Linked DNA regions of Mus musculus: region 2 is linked to region 1. A link is a loop called in an ENCODE intact Hi-C map of the cell type or tissue named here. Cell type or tissue: heart. All regions are shown on one strand. Links, peaks and the distances in the headings refer to the core of each region. The heading gives the core; the rest is flanking DNA.

Region 1 (4,576 bases), core at 1,116-3,615:
TGTGGTCACTTACAAGTGCTTTTCAGTCTCCACACTGTACTTATGAGGTTGATTTCTTTTACATGAATTGCCTGAAGTTAAAGAATAACACATATGATGCTGACCTCCGGTGTATCCTGATTGGCATCCTATGTGCTTGCTGCTCCTAGAACCATGTATGCTTTTATTGAATGCAGACTTGCTATTGTTATGTTCTCCAGATGTCTTGTGTTCCTGTGTATTTCTTTTTTTAAAATAATACATTCCTAAGATATATATTCAAGTTTTTCCTCTATGAAATCTACTACACATTTCAGTTTATATTGCATTTGTGTTTTATATATTGTGAAGCTCCATTGTTCATTGATTTTAGATTATTGCATCCTCTGATAAATGATCTCTGTTAATTAATAAGTAATATCTTTTTTACCTTAACAATGTGTTTTCTGCTTAACAACCATTTAGTTGATATTAATACAATGCCTATTCTGACTGGCTCTTAAGACACTTTTTTTTCTTTCTTGAGACAGAGCCTTGACTTGGCTGAAACTTGATATGTAAACCAGTCTGACTTCTAACTCATAGATCCACCTGCCTCTATCTCTATCTCTATCTCTATCTCTATCTCTATCTCTATCTCTATCTCTATCTCTATCTCTATCTCTGCCTCTTGAGTGCTGGAATGAAAGATTTGTGTCACCATATCCAGCTAGATACTTCTTTTTAAGCAGCATGGCTCCTAAGCGTTTAAGTGACATGATTTGCCTAGTCCAATCTTAGTGGTTCAATGCCATGGTTGGAGACTATTCTTTGTTCATTATAGTGAACAGCCTCTTCATACTCTTTGAAAGTACTTCTATCACTGCTTTCTCTCCCATTTATGGAGTCTCTTGGCAGTACTCACAATGCTCTTAGTAGCATACTTCATTTTCTTCTTTCTCTGTCTCTCTGTCTCTCTCTGTCTCTCTCTGTCTCTGTCTCTGTCTCTGTCTCTGTCTCTCTCTCTCTCTCTCTCTCTCTCTCTCTGTGTGTGTGTGTGTGTGTGTGTGTGATTGTATTTTTCCTAAGAAGACTTCCAGTGATTCCTAGTCAGTGCTATCAAGTGAGTTTATACTTACTTCTGGAACTCCAAGTCATCTGTCTTCTTTAATCCTAGGTGAAATTTACATTTTAATTTTGCGGTTTGAGTTTCAGCTGTCATTTAGGTCATAGAAATGCTTAGCACATGGCTAGTATCTTCAGTTCTTTGAGATCACTGTTTATCTTCTACCAAAGACACTTACCTGTCTGACTGCTCTTTCTAAGGCTTTCCATGCAGGTCCCCTCATCTATTTTAATTAGGAGCTCTTCCAGAGCCTTCTATAACATGTCAGGACCATGACTTTCTTCCAGCACTGTGTCTGTCTAGTCTGGAATCTTACCTACTCATCGAATTTTTAGTAACTTCATTTATGACACCTGAGTATTTCCCTTGGTAGAGTTTAAGCTTGAAAATGTATTAATTATTATCTAGATATTCAATTTCATATGATAGGACTTGTGTTTATGGTAGAGTATACCCACCTCATGGACAATACACTGTATTTTTTTGTACACTTGCACCATTGATAATATTAATTTGCCAATTAAGTATTGTAAGAAGTTAAAAATAATAACTAATAAAAATAAAGGAGTAATAACAAGGATATAACAGGTTTCTAAATTATTAAATTTTTATTTCTGGAACTTTCCGTTTAATATTTTCAGACTAGAATTGCATGTGGTAACAGAAACCACAGAAACTGTAGCTATGGGGCGGGTGGAGGAAGCTCATACCCAGTACATTACACCCTGCTAGACACAGCTAAAGCTTTTTATATTCTCTTCTTAGCAAAGACAGAAAGCCACAAATTAAGAAATCAAAGGAGCTCTAAGTTGAACTTAAAAGCAGTATTTTATTTAATTCATATGAGTACTTTATTCTAGGAAATTAAAAGTATCTAAGAATATGTTTGATATATATATATATATATATATATATAACATTTCAAAATAACTTTTAATTGGATCAAACACCCATTTAAGAATATTAAGTAAATTGAGTGAATTGAATAAATATGAATTTATATATGATGAAAGTAAAAAGCATACAAGTGTTATATTGATACTTAGATTTATGGAATACTAGAAAGTCTTTGATGTTCTTCCAAAATTCTGTCATAGCTTTAAAGATGTATGTTTATACTTTCACAACCCGGGCAAGAAGATATGTGTTGTAAAACGGAGGCTCTGTTGGGACCATGGAAATGGGTTATCCAAATTAACGATACCATTGAGACGGCAGTGTGAGCCAGATATTCCCTGTGAAGGAATAAAGTTTGCTATGTAGTCTGAATAGTCTCAAAGCAAAACAGGATAGAAACCATTTCTTGTGCATGTGCCCAGCAGCTTTAGCTCATCACAGGCACCCGAATCTAGCCGGGCAGAGCCCGCACAGCCATCAAGGCAGGAGGAAGGTGACACCGCATACACTTGTTCCTAAGTCTTTCCATTAGCTACAGCAAGTTATGGAGTCAACAACCCAATGTCAGGAAAATTCACTCGGAAGATTAGAAGCCAGGGACATGCCGCAACATTACTCCATCCAGTGAAGAAACCACAGAAGTGTCGTGAGGCGTCCTCTAGGTGGAGACGTGTAGCCAGTTCGGCAGCCTTCTGCCGCCTACTGTTTTTCATCAGGACACGCCTTTCCTACAGATGTTCATGCTCCTAAGAGTATCCCCGGATCTCTCCTAGACTTGCCGTAGGTTCTTATGGCTCAGATTTCCCTTATACCTGATGAATACCCATGAGCTTGTCGCAGTTCTTGCCTCCACACCCCCACACGTCCCATCCCCCGAGTGTGGCCTTCAGCTTTACCCTTCCCTGGTGCCTGCCTGCATGGTGTTCCAGCTGAACAGCTCAGGCTCAGTTCCATGACACCAGGGAGCAGGAGGCATGCTAGGATCTGCAGGTTTGTGCAGCTGTGAAATTACCTTTTACCTGGGTTCATACCCAGTTCTTAGGAATCTTAGCTATGCTTTGTCTAAACACGTACAACCCATACTCAATTAACCCACTGCTTCTGATGTTATTTTTGTTATTGGTTATTTTATTTATTTACATTTCAAATGTTATCCTCCTTCCTGGTTTCCCCTCAGCAAGCCCTCTATCCCATCTCTCCTCCCCCCTGCTTTTATGAGGGAGCTCGCCCACCCGCCCACTCCCACCTCACCTCCCTAGCATTCCTCTGCATTGGTGCATCAAGTCTCCACAGGACCAAGCCCCCCCCCCCCCACTCCTATTGATGTCAGATAATGCAATCCTCTGCTACATAAGCAGCTGGAGCAATGGGTCCCTCCATGTGTACTCTTTGGTTGGTGGTTTAGTCCCTGGGAGCTCTGGGTTGTTCAGTTAGTTGATATTGTTGTTCTTCTTATGGGGTTGCAAACCCCTTCAACTCCTTCAGTCCTTCCTCTAACTCCTCCACTGGGGTCCCAGTGCTCAGTCTGATGGTTGGCTGTGAGTATCCACATCAGTGTTGGTCAGGCTCTGGCAGAGCCTCTCAGGGGACAGCCATACCAGGCTCCTGTCAGCAAGCGCTTCTTGTCATCAGCAATAGTGTCTGTGTTTGGTGTCTGTATATGGGATGGATCCCTAGGTGAGGCAGTCTCTGGATGGCCTTTTCTTCAGTCTCTACTCCACTCTTTGTCCCTACATTTCCTTTAGACAGGAACAATTCTATGTTAATATTTTGGAGATGGGTGGGTGGCCCCATCCCTCAATGGGGGGCCATGTCTAATGTATGGATACGGTCTCTACAGGTTCTCTCTCCCCTTTGTTGGGTATTCCAGCTAATGTCACCCCTGTTGGGTCCTGGGAGCCTCTTGCCTTCCTAGCATCTACGACTTTCTAGTGGCTACCCCCAGTTATTTCTTAACTGTAAGGACACTTGAAACTCAGACAATGCTTTATTGTTTACAGGAAGGTCCATGTGCATTGTGCTTTATTCTTTCTAGGAGGTCTTGTTTGTGTTGGGTTTATTCCCCATAGCCTGGGATGTTGAATATTTATCATCTCTCTTTAAAACTCTTAAAACTGGAAGCCCATTTTCTCAGTCAACCAGCCCATCAATGGTTAAGGGAACCACAACTCACAACCCTGACCTCATATTCAGAACTTCTGCAGTTACTTCATTGTCTTACTGGTGAATCACAGAACTCATAAACCCCACAAAATTTAGGTGGATACTCTGTCACATTTAAAGCCCTCCCGTACCTGTTTTGAGTTGGGGGCCTGCACATTCATGTTCACTGTCAAGTGGACTTTCTGACATCTGTTGTGAGCTCAGTGTGATGGTCAGGAGGAATCTGGGGGCTCTTTATTCATTGATTTGAAGATTGACTCTTGGACCGAAGGCTAGAGAAACTGTGTGTATGTGTTCAGGGTCTTCTGTGTAATATTTACTAGGTGTTTACCCTCCTGGGTACTGCAGATATAACAGCGATTAAGATAGATTTGATGGCTTCACATAGAGAAAACGCTTAGGTTGGAGAGCAAAATTTGGTACATTGATGAT
Region 2 (4,576 bases), core at 1,368-3,867, 190 kb after region 1:
AACGAAAGAAGCCTGAGGCGTGCATAGGACCCTTTGAAGTGGGACTTACCGTCACTTGTGAGCCGTCCAACATGGGCTCAGGAAACAGAATTCTGATTCTCTGTGAGAGCAGCAACTGCTCTTTTAACCACCAAGGCATCTCTCGGTCCCTTCGTGTTCCTTCTCCAGCTTTGAGTTTCTAATGCTAGACTCTTATCAAGTTTTACAATGGCATAAACACCTGAAATTTCTGTGGTGGTAAAACTTGGCAGGGTACAGAAGCCATTTACAGGGGATAATAACTCTCTGCACTTTGTAATTAAAAAAAAAGACTTATATTTCAAGGCATTTTAATTTACTGATAGCTTCTCTACTCGTTGGTAGGAAGTACTTAACCAATAGTCCATTGATACTTAGAGCATTTTCTATGTAGACCAACTTCAATTCTCAGAGGCCTACTTTGCTCCATAGGGAAATCCTTGGCAATGTCTGGAGCCATGTGAGTTTATTGTCACTGGCGTGGGGGGGTGGGGGGGTTGGAGCACCCAGTGGGTACAGGAATGCTGGTAAAAGTCCTGTAACGTACACAACAGTCTCCTGTCACAAAAACCATCTGGCCAAGGGCTAGGGCTACAGTGTGCTGTGTACAGTACTTGCCTGCCAGGAATAAAGCTCAGGGTTTGGTCCCCAATACCATATAAGGGGGTTGGTGGCGCTCGCCTACAATTCTAGCTCCTGGGAAGTGGGTGCAGACAGATTAGAAGTTCACAGTCACTCTGAGCTTCATAGTGAGTTGCAGGTTGAACAGACCCCATCACAAAAATAAAATCTATTTGGTCAAAACTGTCAGCAGTGCTATAAACACACATGATATTTGTCTCCAAGGGAAACCTGACAGTATCAAACCAAACCTCCATCATCAAAGCTAAGAATATAGTCCCCACAAGAATATACCACACCTGATTTACAACAGTCACCTAGGAACAAACACCCTTTCCAGCAGAGTTGGGTATTTGACGTCCTGACCGAGAACTGTAAGCACATTGCTCATTTGTTAATATGAATACTAAAAATAGACCCAGGGATCCTTATCTGTCCATACACAAGGCTGCATTACTCAGTGCAGCTGAAATACTACACAGTCCGTAGCAAACAGCAGGTGTGCTACATATGCCTGAAATTCCAGCACTCAGGAAGCCGATCCAGACTCTGATGACAGCCTGAGCTGCACAGTGAGAACCTGTCTCCAACCAACTAACAGAAAACTGCCTCTGACATTCAGGAAAGACTTTCCAACAGTACTAACTTTTTTTCCTACCACCTAATTTCCTAATTAGCCATTGCTAAGAAAGCTAGATTTCCTCCCTTTAAAACCTGAAAAAGAAAGGAAGATGGAAGGAAGGAAAGAAGGAAGAAGGAAGGAAAAAGGAAAGCAGAGATACCTGTAGCTTTCCATCTTTCCAGAACTGAAACCTTCTTCCAATCCTCTGCAGAGGGGTCCCTGTCTACTAACAGATAATTTACTCTGATCTTTAAAACAAAACAAAACAAAACAAAACTGTCTACCCCTCCTCTTCCTTTCCAGAAGACAAACCCGCCTTTCAGAACAGCTCTAAATAGGGGCAGCAGGCCAGAGGAAGAAATCATATTGCTCCCCCACCACCACTCACCAAATTCAGGTCACAGCCCCACCCACCCTCCTTCTCAAGTCAACGCACCAGTGCTCTCTCTGAACACTACCTCCTACCTACCAGTTTGCCTCTAGCTCCATTATTTGTAACAAAGCAGTTCTCTTCTGCAGCGAAAAGGAAAGATAAAGAGTACACACCAAGCTGACACTTGTTTTTTTTTGCAGAGCCAAGCTCGGATCCTCCACTGGAGGATCCTCCACAGTTGCACGGGGAAAGGGGTTGCATTTTTTTATTCTGCACTGAAAGAACTAAGACTGGGAGCAGCTATGCGCATGAGATGGACTTCTTCTCACTCTTGAGGTGTGATGGCGCTCATCTTTAACCTTGGTAGACAGAAGCAGGAAGATCTCTTTGAGTTCGAAGCCACATGAAAGAGAGAAGGAATGAAGGAGGGAGGGAGGAAGGCAGAAAAAAAAAAGAAAAGAAAAAGTAATAACCCAAGAAAAAGCAAAAACTAAAGAACTAACATGTCTAAGAAGAATTACCCGTTTTTGTAACAGACCTGCAGCCCAAGGCAAGAGGAAGAGCGGCGACTGCTTGGACCCCAAACTGGCCAGTCTGTTTGCAATCACCCTAAAGTAGTCATTCTCTGCCCCAGCGTCGGCTTCTCGGTCGGCGCTCTAACAGGGAGTCACAAACGTCTCTACACTGGCCTGTGGCCTTACGAAGTTTAAGTCTTTGGCGCCCAAGACACCGTTCGTCTCTACTTTTCATGCCTGCAACCAACCCTGATTTCTAAGCCCTCACTCATTGCACCAGTCCGGGAAAGAGTGGTCAGAAAGTGACTTCTAGATGCCACGTGTGTATCCGCGTCCCACCGAAGGACCGGAAGGAGAGTGCTAAGAGGACTCCTGCTCCATCCTAGCCGGGTTCCCGAACCAAGCGCCCTCTCCCTGCTCCAGCACCACTGCCTCCTTGGTGCAGCCCGTCCCGCCCGTTAGATCCGGTTCGGTGCTGTCCAACTCTGCCGGGCAACCCCACCGCTGGCCCAGCCTAGGTTACCTGGAGCCTGTGCCTGCAGGGCGCACGAAACAGTGCTGGATCGGCTCGCCAAGCGGATACTGGCGCGCTCAGCCTTCTGCGCTCCAGACCTCCGAGCCAGCGCCACGCCCTAGGACCCACCCTCGAGACCACGCCCCCAGGCCCACCCTTAAGACCACGCCCCCGGTTCCACTTCGCCCACCTGCGGCCACCGCTCGAGGTGAGGGCGCCCTCTGGGAGTTGCAGTTGTCCGGGAAGAAAACTAGAATCCAAACTTCCTCTTGCTTCCTAAGAATTCTTGGTTCTCTGGGCCAAGGACAAGCTACCTGGATGGGATCTTTTAAGAACTTTTATGTCTTCTTCCTCTGAAGCAGGAAATGTGCCAACTGTTGTCCTGTCTGATCTTAAAAATAAGTAAAAAGTTAAAATGCCCAACGTGTTTATACTGCATCAACTTTAGAGTCGCCCATGCCTTATCATTTTCTAGATAAACCTTGTATCTCATTTTGTGTTACCAGAATGTCAGAATTTATTGAATAACCAATATATTCACAAGCAATGTCAGTTTTTTGGTTGCAGCTTGCCAAGTAATCCTGATTTTACTTGAAAGCTGGTTCCTCTTTCGCACTTTAATTCGTAGTACTAACTCACTTTACACGTTATGCTTTACATAGTAAACAATACACAAATATACAGATTAGAGAAACTACAAGTTTGCAAGCATGTGGGTCTCAGGTGAGCATGCTTAGTGCCCCTCAAGGATAGAAGACATTATCCGTGGGAGTGTAGAAAGCAAGGCTGAGCTGTCTTGGAAGCACCAATCTGTGAAATTCACCCTCTTGGGCTGTAGATCTGAAGAGGTTGCCCCAAGGACTGCCCGCAACAGAACAGAACAGGAGATAGTGGTGTCTACTGAGTGGAACAATAACACCCCAGTTCATGCCAACTCCAGCCCCATGTGTCCTTTCTGCTAAGCTTGGCCCCTTCCTCTCTTCTATTCTAGGGGTTGACTCTTGGAAGATTGCTTTGTTTGCCTTGTCCCTGTTCCCTGCCCCTCCCCCTTTCCCTGGAGTCTTCCAGGGGAAAGCAACATCAGCTCTGGCCACCTGCAGAAACAATGAACTGGGAGTTAATGATTCCTTCCTTCAACCTCGACCCTTTCCTTAAGAGATTTCCCCTCCAGTGACAGTTTTCGCTCTCTTGCTCTAATTTTATGCAGAAAAGTAATGTTATAATGCATTCTAAGTTTAATTCCATTATTATTTTATGTGCATGGATGTGTTGTGTGTCTGTATGTTCATCACATGCATACAGTGCCCTCTGAGGCCATTGGTCCTCTCAAACTGGAGTTACAGATGGCTGTGAGTCTCCCTGCGGGTGGTAGAAATTGAACTGGGATCATCTAGAAGACCAGCCACACTTCCAGCTCCTTTTATAGTGGATTATGTGTTAGGTCTAGAACAGAGAAAGGACATGAGCCCTTTCCCACATGAGGTTTATGATTTATTTTGTCATGCACACGGAATGTCAGGATGTGACATCTGAACGTCAGCCTGTCATTTGTTTTCATGAGAAAGAGCTGTCTCCCCCATCCTTTCTGGACTAATCTGCCCTGCAGAGGTTTATCCTATGTAGTTTAAGTGTGTTTTGAGCTGTCAATATCTATAAGAATCACACACACACACACACACACACACACACACACCTCTTCCTTTTCCGTTGTGTTGTTTTCTGTTTGTTTGGTTTCAGTTGGGTACTGTAATGGAAACCAGGGACTTAGGCATGTTAAGCAAATGCTTTGATTATTTGAGCTACACCACTGAGTCAGCCTCTGACCTTCTAACTTTAATGTGCATTGTCAGCTTTTAGAATAAGTCTAAGGCTGGAGAGTACTTGTTCCTCTTGCAGAGGATTTGGGGTTGGTT

What was found. Hi-C counts contacts between places; a loop is a spot of excess contacts. Peaks named below come from ENCODE experiments on the same cell type or tissue, not always from the same donor. Only the 100,000 strongest peaks of a DNase experiment are listed, where the experiment ranks them.
Region 2: a loop joins it to region 1, with 6 times the contacts of the local background. A loop is called at or near these places in 16 of 42 quality-filtered maps.

What each region holds. Positions count from the first base shown.
Region 1 is chr19:17,161,008-17,165,583 of GRCm38, forward strand. The region is part of intron 9 of Prune2 (prune homolog 2); the gene reads left to right. Among named protein-coding and RNA genes, the nearest start is that of Gcnt1, 190 kb to the right of the region's middle. In heart, for the core only: a CTCF peak has its summit at 2,622; a DNase peak (open chromatin) is centred at 2,654; H3K4me3 peaks cover 610 bases.
Region 2 is chr19:17,353,885-17,358,460 of GRCm38, forward strand. Gcnt1 (glucosaminyl (N-acetyl) transferase 1, core 2) reads right to left here and starts at 2,783. Exons shown (of 3, transcript NM_173442.5): 1 at 2,673-2,783. In heart, for the core only: a CTCF peak has its summit at 2,891; a DNase peak (open chromatin) is centred at 2,787; H3K4me3 peaks cover 1,627 bases; H3K27ac peaks cover 1,029 bases.